Regions from separate parts of the Homo sapiens genome. Here all the other regions are linked to region 2. Evidence: chromatin contacts called from ENCODE Hi-C or POLR2A ChIA-PET data. All regions are on one chromosome and are shown on one strand. The core of a region is the stretch at or near the end of the contact, and the rest is flanking DNA. Distances in the headings are between cores, read along the strand shown.

Region 1 (3,411 bases), core at 122-2,621, 450 kb after region 2:
AATTTGTGTATTTTTAGTAGAGATGGGGTTTCACCATGTTGGCTAGTCTGGTGTCAAACTCCCGACCTCAGGTGATCTGCCCATCTGAGACTCCCAAAGTGCTGGGATTACAGAGCTGAGTGACAGAGTGAGACTCTGTCAAAAAAAAAAAAAAAAAAAAAGAAAGGAAGGAAGAGAAATAGAAAGAAAGAAAGAAAAAGAAAGAAAGAAAGAAAAGAAAGAAAGAAAAGCTGGAATGAGTCAGGGCAGAATCATAGAATGTCTGGGTGTGAATCCTGGCTTCCCTCCTTTCCAGTGAAGCAACCTTGGGCGAGTGGCTTGACCACTCTGTGCCTGTTTCCTCACCTGTAGCAGTTAGGAATGCATTTGGCTGCAGGTAACTGCAGAGCTCCAACCTCCCGCAAAACAGCAGCTTTGTTCATTTCATCTTGAAAAGCTCAGCCATGTGCGGTTGCTGGTTTTGGTTCAGGAGGTCAGAGAGAGGATTCATCATCTTTGTCTTTTTTCTTAGAAAAACCTGTTTACCTGAAGACTTCCCCTCAATGTCACTGCCAAAGGGAAGCCTTGCAACCAGGCTGCCGGTTGCACGGATCCAACATTTGCTCTGTGGGTCTCAGCCTGGGTCAAACTCACACCTCTAAGGGATGTTTGGAAATGTGTGGAGTCATTTTGGGTTGTCACAATGATTTAGCTGCAATGCATAGAACAGTCTTATATGAAGAATTGTCCTGCCCTAGAAGAAAAAAAAATGTCCCACCCAAATGCCAAAATGTCTGTGCCCCACTGAAAAGCTCCAGCCTCCGTAAGTGGAGGCAGTGAGTAGGGAAGGGCTGAGACAGATGCAGGTCAGGCACCAGCCCTCACTCCTGCCACATCCAGCTTGTAGGGCTGTGCCAGGGAGCATGGGGATGTGCCCAGGCCAGCGCCTGGCATGAGCACATGTTGGGGTCCCCAAGGCGTGCCTAAGGGGCGCTTTGGCCAGAGCACTGTGGCAAGGTCTGAGACTGGCAAAGAATGACCCCGGGGACTGAGCAGTGGATGCAGGTGGAAACAGAGTGCCTCTGATTTTCCTCTGACCTTCTTGCCTCTCTTCAAAGCCTGCCTGGCCCTCGGAGGCTGCCCAGTGCATCATAGTACATCCCACGGTGGCTCCCCAGATGGATTCTGACTCAGCAGCAGACGCAGCAGGGCAGGCAAAAGGATGTGGGGGAAACCTCACTGTGGCTCATCACCACGTCCATCTGCCTCACCAAGTTCCCAGCAAGGAGTCGGCCCTGATGGGTGTATTCCTCAGCCACAGCTCCTCAGTGGGCCAGCAAGGTGACTCGAAGGGCCTCTGCCACCTCTAAGATTGGGGAACAGGAAAGATGGACCTGGCCCCACCCCAGCCTGCGGGTCACCACCCATGGCGGGACAAGTGAGAAAAGTTGGCCTTGCTCACCGCTGGAGCCCAAACCACAGGTTTCATTTCCCCTTGATAAAGACAATGTTTGCTATTGTTGCATCTGATGGTAAAAGCAAGTCATATTCACTATCAAAAAGTTTGAAAGGCGGCCGGGCACGGTGGCTCACACTTGTATTCCCAGCATTTTGGGAGGCCGAGGCAGGCGGATCACAAGGTCAAGAGATCGAGACCATCCTGTCCAACATGGTGAAACCCCATCTCTACTAAAAATACAAAAATTAGATGGGCATGGTGGCGTGCACCTGTAGTTCCAACTACTTGGGAGGCTGAGGCAAGAGAATCGCTTGAACCCGGGAGGCAGAGGTTGCTGTGAGCCCCAAGATTGCACCACTACACTCTAGCCTGGCAACAGAGCGAGACTCCGTCTCAAAAAACAAAAAAAAAAAGGAAAATAAGAATCCAGCCTCAAGCCTGTCACCCAGGAACAATCACTCTAGTTGGCTGGTGTATTTCCCTCCAGTCTTTTTTTCAGTGTATGTATATAAACTTTATTTATATATATTATTTTATAGCCAGCTGCTTTTTTTCTTTTAATTCTAAATGATGGGCTGTTTTTTGTTTTAAAACACTGTAGACCAGCCAAGTGTGGTGGCTCAAACCGGTAATCCCAGCACTTTTGGAGGCTGAGGTGGGCAGATCACTTGAGCCCAGGAATTCAAGACCAGCCTGGGCAACATGGCAAAACCATGTCTCTACCAAAAATAAAAAAATTAGCCAGGCATGGTTCCATGCACCTGTAGTCCCTGCAACTTGGGAGGCTGAGATGGGAGGATCACCTGAGCCCAGAGAGGTCGAGGCTACAGTGAGCCATGATCATGCCATCACACTCCAGCCTGGGTGACAAGAGTGAGACCCTGTCTCAAAAACAAACAAACAAACAAACAAAAAAAAACACAGGCTGGGCACAGTGGCTCATGCCTGTAATCCCAGCACTTCGGCAGGCCAAGGTAGGTGGATCACCTGAGGTCAGGAGCTCAAGACCAGCCTGGCCAACATGGCGAAACCCTGTCTCTACTAAAAATACAAAAATTAGCCGGGTGTGGTGGCACACGCCTGTAATCCCAGCTACTTGGGAGGCTGAGGCATGAGAATCGCTTGAACCCGGGAGGTGGAGCTTGCAGCGAGCTGAGATTGTGCCACTGCACTCCAGCCTGGGCGACAGAGCAAGACTGCATCTCAAAAGAACAAACAAAAACAAAAACCACTGTAGACCAAGCAAACTCAACTCTTCCTCCTCCCATGCAGTGCTCCCTCTGCCTGTTTCCCCACATCACCTGTGTGATGGGGAGTGGGGGGGCACACAGCGAGGCTGAGGACTCATGGAATGACCCTTGGGAAGCCAGAATGGGCACGGGTACACATTTCCAAGCAGGAGACTCACTGATCTACCCACCCCGGGTCCCCAACCACACTGGGAATCCCCTCCATGAACGGGAGGAGCCTCTATCACACACACACACACACACACACACACACACACACACACACACGGAGACCACAGAGAGAACATGGGCACCGTGGGCAACTGTTTGAAAATTTCTGAGCTGCTTCTCAGATAAAGAGAGCACTCTCATCTTCCTTGTCCTTCTCCAGAATCAGCAGAAATCAAGTTTCTCACCTTCCAAGCTCAGCCAAGAAATTTCAATTCCAGTGACGACAGAGCTGGTGTGGGGTGGATGGTTCCCATGGGAAGGTGTGGGTCACAGGCTGGGCTCTTAGTACTGGGAAAGTCCCTAGGCCAAGTCAGAATCCCAGGTGTCCTCCCTGAGCACCTGCTGTGTGCAGGATGCCATGCCAAACATTTTATGAATTAGTTCATCCCATTCTTGTGACACCTCAGCAGGGGAGGTATCAGTACCCCCATTTAATGGATGAAGAAATGGAGGCCCTGCAAAATTAAGCCACAGGCCAACTTCCTCATGGATGGATCAAGCATCTGAAGCCAA
Region 2 (3,770 bases), core at 339-2,838:
CATGGACTTGACTTTCTCTCGTATTTGCTACAAACATTTTCCCTTGATGTTTCATTGTATTTGTTTTCTTCATTGTAGTTTTAAATTTTATTGAGTTTAAATGTCAGTCTTTCGATTTGTAATTTCTTCTATCAACTCGAAGTCTAGATAGTTTAATTTCTCTAAAACCTTGCCAAAATTTTCAGTTTAATAATCGATTGGCTTACTTTTTATATATTTGTAGAGATGGGGTCTTGTAATGTTGATTGTAAGGGGAACTTATCCCGAACTTCTGGCCTTAGGTGATCCTCCTGCCTCAGCCTCCCAAAGTGATGGAATTACAGGCCTCTAATATCCTTTAAAAACCAGCTGTTTATTACCTATTAGCAATTCATGTCTGTTTTGTCAAATATTATGTATATATATATTTCTAGTTCTGGACTTTTAAATTATGGTGAACCATATTTCATTTTTTTGAGAAAAATATATATGACTTTGTTATACTTCTTATCATTGAGAAACAACATCTGAAGCTAGCTTAATTTTAACTCTATGACAAGTAACTTGATTTTTTTTTCCTTTTTTCGTGACTTGAAATTTGTAGAATTGTTGTTCCTTGAGGTATAAACATTTCCCCAGTTAACATGTTAGGGTTGCTATTGGCTTAGCAATTTTGCCTGCAATGTGGAGACTCTTCTTGGTTTATAATGTCTCTTGTTTGTTTATTTTAGCTTTAGGAAATTGTCCATTATGCCTGTGGTGATTAGTTAGATCTGTGTAGTCTATTTTATGGCTCTTCTTCATTTTGTTTACGTTAAATAAGCGTTCTAGGTATGTGTCTCACATACATCTTTTGTTGCACTGACTTGATTTTCTACAGTCTTGATATTTTTTCCTTGGTTCTGTTAATGGTAGTTGCTTTGTCCTATTGTAGTTTATATTTTTAATTAATTCCTTTTCCGTCTCCATTCTTGTTAATAGCTTAAATGATCTCTTTTTAGTTCATGAAGAAGAGTGTGGCACAAAAGATCCTTTCAAGGTGAAAAAAAGGAGCAGGTAGCCAAGATAGTTGGGTTACATAGTTTACCACTTCCCTTTATAATCCGTAGGTGTTGAAATAGATGTGGCCATGAAAAACCAGTGTTAATCGGGCAGCTGAGTGTATGGATTGTCCACCAGTCAAGGTTGGGGAAAAAATCTGGCTGGGCTAAGTGTGGCCCGTTAGTTTGACCTCATTTGGCATGTATTTCTTCTGGTCTTACAGGTCAGAGCAACTGTTTTTATATATTTTAATGTCCCTAATGACAAAATAGTAAAAATACATTTGAGGACCCAAGTTGGCATGTTCTAGGAATTTCATTTTCCGGCTTAGTGTGGTGACCTGCCTCTGATTGCTGTACAATTCCTTCTGCTTCACAGTGTCACATCTGGGGATACCAGTTGGTAGTGGAACCTGTTTTGGACATTTTTAAGCCTTGTGGTATCTGATGGACTCTTGGTTGTTTCTAGCTGGTGCTAAATAAACCCCTTGACAAGAAGTATTTGTGTAAGAAAGCGCTGGTAGGCAAAGTGAGAACATCCGGAAGTGATTCATATTACTGTGGTTGTTTGCTTAACTCAGGACTTGGTTGCCTAGAGACCATATCGTTGAGTTAGCCGAGTGAAGTGCCAGTGGAACCTGGAGGGCCTGTGGCCTACCGGATCAAATCAGGGCTCTGCTCCTTAATTTTTCTCCTGAAGTCTCCTAGCAATCTGATTGATCTCTGTGGTTTGACAGTGCGTGAATTAAAAAAATCTTAAACATATTAATGTTTAAGAAAGATCTGGTTAATGGTTTATTTTGAAGAGTAAGAGTTTACTTGCTGAAGTTTGAATGTTGGGTTAAAATTTTTTAAAAAAATAGTTGTATGTTGGGAAGAATTAGTTATTTCAATAAGGCATTTTATTCTAGAAACCTCAGTACTTTAAGGCAGCTAAAGGAAAGCCAAAATAATCCCCCAAAACAAAAAACCAAAAACCTGCAATTTGCAAGGCAGTCATAATCTAAAATATTTTCTGTCTGTCCCAAAGTCAGTGTATTCCCCTTGCCTCTCCCCCTCTTCCTCATTGTCATGATTAGTACCGTTTATTGCATACTTTCTACATGCAAGGCACTGTGCTAAGCACTTTATATGCTTTATCTAATTAGCTATTCTTGAAGCCCTGTGAGGTGCTTATTATCTACATTTAACAGATAAGAAAGCAAAGCTCAGAGAGGTTAACTCATTCATCTAATAAGTGGTTGATCCAGATTTCAGGTTTGGCAAGAACTCTGAAGTCCTTTCTCTTAACTGCCATGTTAGTCTGCTGCTGCTATACTTCTGGTTCTAAAAATAATGACAACAGTAGTAACTACTGTTAATTAAGCAGAATGATGATGAAATTTACATATTACATTATTGTGAGATAGGCATTATTTTTATTTTAAAGAGGGAAAAAAATAGAGTTGATAACACTTTTCCCAAGGTCATATATTGGAATTCAAGCCCAGGTTTGTGACACCAAAGCTGGTGCTCTTAACTTCTGCAGATGCTGAAGTGGCAACATTTAAGTCTAACCTCTTTAACTGGTGCCCAGAGACATTAAGTAACTTGTGTAGTTTTCAAGTCAGTGAGGGAACTCCATCAATTTCCTGCCACTTATTTTGGAGTCTCTTCCACCTGCCACCTGAGGGAAAGTCTCCAGTTGTCTTATGTATTTTTGTGTCTAACTAGCTTGTTGGACCCTTCCTAATTGCTTCCCTTCTTCATAACCTGGTATCTGCTTTGAATTCAGCTTAGAAAGGTGTTCCTTCCTACCACTTTCTTGTTTGTTAAAGAGTTACCTCATACAGACAGGAGTGGCAAATTGGATTGGAAATTGCTTTGGATCATTTGGCAAGAACTGTATTTTTGGGGTTGTGGGAGGAGGAGAGGCCTGTCTAAAAGCTCTATTTCTTCTTTACTCAGAATACCTTCCTGTTGACTCATTGGAAATCATAACAAAAAGCAGAAGGAATATTGGAGAGGCAGCTGCCAGCCTAGGGCTTGGCTTCTGTTGGGGCAGCTGTTTGGGGATTTAGACACACTGGGCTCTAAGAACTGTGAGGTTTCTGCAGCAGAAGGAAATAGTATTACTCTGATAGGTATTTATTCATAAGGTTAAAAAGTGTCAGACTATTGCTTGGGATTATTGATGAGCAACATAAGAAACTAAAAATATTTTCTCAAATAGAATTAACTGGTGATCCTAAAAACAGAATGAATTGAGGAATACAAGAGGGAGTGGGGGCAAAATTAGAAAAGGAAAAGTTGAAAAGAAGAGAAAAAAAACTTACAATCATTAAAAATAGGAAAAAGATAACATTTAAATAGAAAAAGTCTCACAGATATGCATGCAGTAGGCATTAATCAGCAGGTCATTTTACTGTAAGTAACATACATCTCAGATGACCTTTAAAACAGCTAAAAGTAAACAAAATTTGTCTTTTATTTAAATGACTATTATAACAAAATGTTTTTTTGGGCTGGGCCCTGTGATTCACACCAGTAATCCCAACACTTACGGAGGCCGAGGAGGGAGGATAGCATCAGGCCAGGAGTTCATGACCAGCCTGGGCAACATATTAAGACCCTGTCTCTACAAAATATAAGAAATAAAAAAAAGCCAAACGTGGTGGCACACACCTGTAGTTCCAGCTACTCGGGAGGCTGAGGTGGAAGGATCACTTGAGCCCAAGAGTTCGAGGCTGCAGTGAGCTACGATCACACTGC
Region 3 (3,594 bases), core at 425-2,924, 260 kb after region 2:
TGCCAGGCACTGTTCTAGGTCCTGAGGATATGGTGATGAACAAGATCCCTGCTCTCATAGGTTACCCAGTGGGTGCCCTAAGCAGGCAATAAATAAATATGTGAGCAAGATGACAAGAGAATAGCAGAAGGCACTAAAGTTTTGGAGTAAAGCCATGAACTCTTTTTTTTTTTTTTTTTTTTTGAGACAGAGTCTTGCTCTGTCACCCAGGCTGGAGTGCAGTGGTGCGATCTCGGCTCACCACAACGTCTGCCTCCCGGATTCAAGCGATTCTCCTGCCTCAGCCTCCCGAGTGGCTGGGATTATAGGCACGTGCCACCACACCCAGCTAATTTTTCTATTTTTAGTAGAGATGGGGTTTCACCGTGTTGGTCAGGCTGGTCTCGAACTCCTGACCTCGTGATCCACCAGCCTCAGCCTGCCAAAGTGTTGGAATTACAGGCGTGAGCCACCGCGCCCGGCCCGAAAGCCATGAACTCTTTTCCCAATTATTTTCTTATTGAGAAGCATCTCTCAGCTTGCTGTTGGGTTCTGCTGTTAGTAAGCGTAAGGATGGAGGAAGGCTGGCTGATGACATTAAGCAGCTAAAGGCGTGGACTGTCGAGGCCAAATAGCATCAGCTCTCTTTGGCTTCCCCAGCCCATGGAACAGTCTTCCTATTTTGCGAATTTCCTACCTTATGAACTCACACCTGCTTATGATGGAAGCCAGAACCTTTCCCCATCTCTCTTGAAGATTGGGCACAGCATACAACTTAAGACACCACCCGTTGGCTGCTCCTGCATGAGGCTAAGTGACACTGAGAAGCAGATGACTGGAGTCCTTTCTGTCAGGATGACAGCAGATCCCAGAGGCAGCAGCAGAAAGAACCAGTGCAGGTAAATGGCCTTTGAGCCTGGTTCTCTGATTTCGCTAAGATTTTATGAGGCACCTCCTATCCTTTAATAGGTTCCTCTGTAGCTTAAAAGCAGCTAAAGAGCAGTCTGTTGCTTGTAATTAAGGACTCCTACCAGTACACGAAGGGAGAAAAGCAATAATCAAATAAATTACTTTCAGATAGAGATCAGTGCTAGGAGGAGGTCAGCACAAGGTGATGTAAGACAGAGTGACAGGTGGGGTGAGGGCTACACTTGATAAGGGGTCAGTGAAGCCTCTCTGAGGAGGTGACGTTAGGCTGAGACCCAAACAATGAGAAGGAACTAGCCATAGAAAGATCTGGGCGAGGAGACTTCTAGACACGGGGAGCAGAAAATGTAAAGGATGAGCTTCAGATGTTGATGGATGTAGGGAGGGTTGATGTGTTTGGAGTTTAGTGCAGGTGAATAAAGAGGAACATAATGAGATTGGAAAGTAGGTAGGAGTCAGTTCATGCCAGGCCTTGCAGATCATGGTAAGACATTTGGATTTTATTCTGAGGTTAGTGGGAAGCCATTAGAGAGTTTTAAACAGGACATAATATAGTACCTGGGGTAGCCAGCCTCCAAAACATCCTCCAGTGATCCTTGCATCCTTGTATTTACACTCTTGTGTAGCCCCTCTCACATTGACTAGGGCTGACCCAATAGGATGCTGCAATGTGACGGTATATAACTTTCAAGGATAGGTCATAAAAGACATTGTGACTCTGCCTTGGTCTCTCAAATGTCTCCCTCTGGGGAAGCCAGCCACCATGTTGTGAAGATACTCAAGCAGCCCTATGGAGAGGCCCACACACTGGGGAGGCACTGCGGCTTTCTGCCGACAGCCTTGTGAATGAGACACCTTGAAAGAGGATCCTCCAGCCCCAGCCAAGCTTTCAAATGGTTCCAACTCTGACATGCTGACAACTTCATGAGAGGCCCTGAGCCAGAACCACCCAAACTCCTGACCCATTAGTGTGTTATGTAACAAATGTTTGTTGTTTCATGCCACTAAGTTTTGGGGCAATTTGCTACCTCTAGCCATTGTTCCCAGCTGGTGTGTAGTCTGACTGGCAGGTGCCCATGCTTTATTAGTGGTTTGATATTTTGACTATCGGCCCTGAGTAGGAGGAATGACACAGAGAGGAGATAGAGTTGTGAGTGAGAGGAGGCCAAATCGTGGTGTCAGAGCGAGAAGCAGCACCCTGGGGAGGGCTGAGTCACTTGTGCTGTCTGGAGGAAGGCGGAGCAAAGATCTGCAGCCCAGCTGACTGTGGTCTCAGCTTTTCTAGCCTCCAGGCTTTCTCCCGGGTTCCTAAGTCTGTATGTGCTCACTGGAAATGCCCCATGACTTGGGGTGACATGGGTGAGTTTTCTTCCTCCTTCCTCCCAGAGCCACGCCAGACCTGATGCTGGAGGGCTGGGCTCTTGTCCTAGTTCCCCGTCCTGGGCTGGGCCCAGGGCACCGGCCAGTGGGAGAAACTGCCTTCTCCGCCTCCTACATGCACTGGTGGTCACACCTCGCCCCACATCAGCCTCTCCAGCCAGGTAGGGTGGGAACCACAGGAAACGAGCCCCCTTCTTCTCTTCCCACCAGGAGTGGCCGGGGGGTGTGGATTCAGGATCCTGAGCTCTGCTCTGCCTCCGTTGTTCTGGCCGTGCCTGAGAGTTGGTTTGGGTTGATTTCAAGGGCACTTTAATGAGATTTAGCAATAGGAGGTGGTAGAATTTCCACTCCCTCTAATAACTTCCCAAAAGCCAGACACATAGCATTTTTTTTCCTTTTTGTCATTACCCTTTTTGGCTTTAATTACAAAACATATGAAATAGAAAACATTCACAAACAATACAAAACTATAAAAAGTGAGTACCCCTTTCTCTTCCCACTCTCTGATTATTTAGATACCCTCCAGTTAAAACTCTCTCACAAACAGGTCTGAAAGGAGCATGCAAGCAGCCCCCCCACATTGCAGTTTTGCTTTCTGTGGTTTCAGTTACCTGCGGTCAACCACCATCTAAAAATAGGTGAGTGCAGTACAATAAGGCATTTTGAGAGAGACAGAGAGAGAGAGAGAGAGAGAGAAACCACATTCACATCAGTTTTATCACAGTATATTGTTAGAATTGTTCTATATTATTATCAGTTATTATTATTATTTTTGAGATGGAGTCTCACTCTGTCGCCCAGGCTGGAGTGCAGTGGTGCAATCTTGGCTCACTGCAACCTCCGCCTCTTGGGTTCAAGCAATTCTTCTGCCTCAGCCTCCCAAGTACTGGGATCACAGGCACCCACCACTGTGCCTGGCTAATTTTTGCATTTTTAGTAGAGACAGGATTTCACCATGTTGGCCAGGCTGGTCTCAAACTCCTGACCTCAGATGATCTGCCTGTCTCAGCCTCCCAAAGTGCTGGAATTACAGGCGTGAGCCACTGCGCCCAGCCTTAGTTATTATTGTTAATCTCCTGCTACACTAACTCCATGGCCTGAACAGTCCACCCCTTTGGCTGCTTAACATCGTCATCTGCCTTCTTCCATCCTTGCACTCACAAACAACAGAACCCAACAGCAAGTGGAGAGATGTTTTTCAAAAAGGAAATAGTTGTGAAAAGAGTTCATGGCTTTGCTCCAAAACTTCAGGGCTTTCTGGCATTCTCTTTTCATCTTGCTCATATATTTATTCATTGCCTGCCTAGG

What was found. Hi-C counts contacts between places; a loop is a spot of excess contacts on that map. ChIA-PET counts read pairs that join two places held with the same protein, here RNA polymerase II (POLR2A). Pooled maps may share reads with other maps.
Region 1: a loop to region 2 is called in a map of naive thymus-derived CD4-positive, alpha-beta T cell, with 2.0 times the contacts of the local background. The contact joins two enhancer-like sites. A Hi-C loop is called at or near these places in 1 of 168 maps with a recorded cell type or tissue (naive thymus-derived CD4-positive, alpha-beta T cell) and 7 of 50 pooled maps. POLR2A ChIA-PET finds 5 or more read pairs at or near these places in 3 of 52 experiments (A673, Caco-2 and GM10248).
Region 3: a pooled map shows a loop between it and region 2 (2.1-fold over the local background). The contact joins the promoter of LINC01585 here to the enhancer-like site in region 2. A Hi-C loop is called at or near these places in 6 of 50 pooled maps. POLR2A ChIA-PET finds 5 or more read pairs at or near these places in 2 of 52 experiments (CD4-positive, alpha-beta T cell and GM12878).

Annotation. Positions count from the first base shown.
Region 1 is chr15:90,851,645-90,855,055 of GRCh38, forward strand. It overlaps LOC105370969 (a long non-coding RNA gene), which reads left to right. Exons shown (of 3, transcript XR_932610.3): 3 at 1,098-1,985. Among named protein-coding and RNA genes, the nearest start is that of FURIN, 15 kb to the right of the region's middle. RefSeq lists enhancers at 1,103-1,192, 1,203-1,252. Within about 2 kb of position 1,372, at least 6 of the 41 ENCODE cell types and tissues checked have a DNase peak (open chromatin) inside an H3K27ac peak, as active enhancers do.
Region 2 is chr15:90,399,468-90,403,237 of GRCh38, forward strand. All of the region lies in intron 2 of IQGAP1 (IQ motif containing GTPase activating protein 1), which reads left to right. Among named protein-coding and RNA genes, the nearest start is that of IQGAP1, 13 kb to the left of the region's middle. Within about 2 kb of position 1,589, at least 35 of the 41 ENCODE cell types and tissues checked have a DNase peak (open chromatin) inside an H3K27ac peak, as active enhancers do; they include CD4-positive, alpha-beta T cell and GM12878, where a contact is called at or near this core.
Region 3 is chr15:90,658,560-90,662,153 of GRCh38, forward strand. LINC01585 (long intergenic non-protein coding RNA 1585) reads left to right here and starts at 1,675. Exons shown (of 3, transcript NR_120371.1): 1 at 1,675-2,265; 2 at 2,834-2,924. All of the region lies in intron 2 of CRTC3-AS1 (CRTC3 antisense RNA 1), which reads right to left. RefSeq lists enhancers at 1,831-2,359, 2,582-2,631, 2,772-2,821, 3,482-3,541.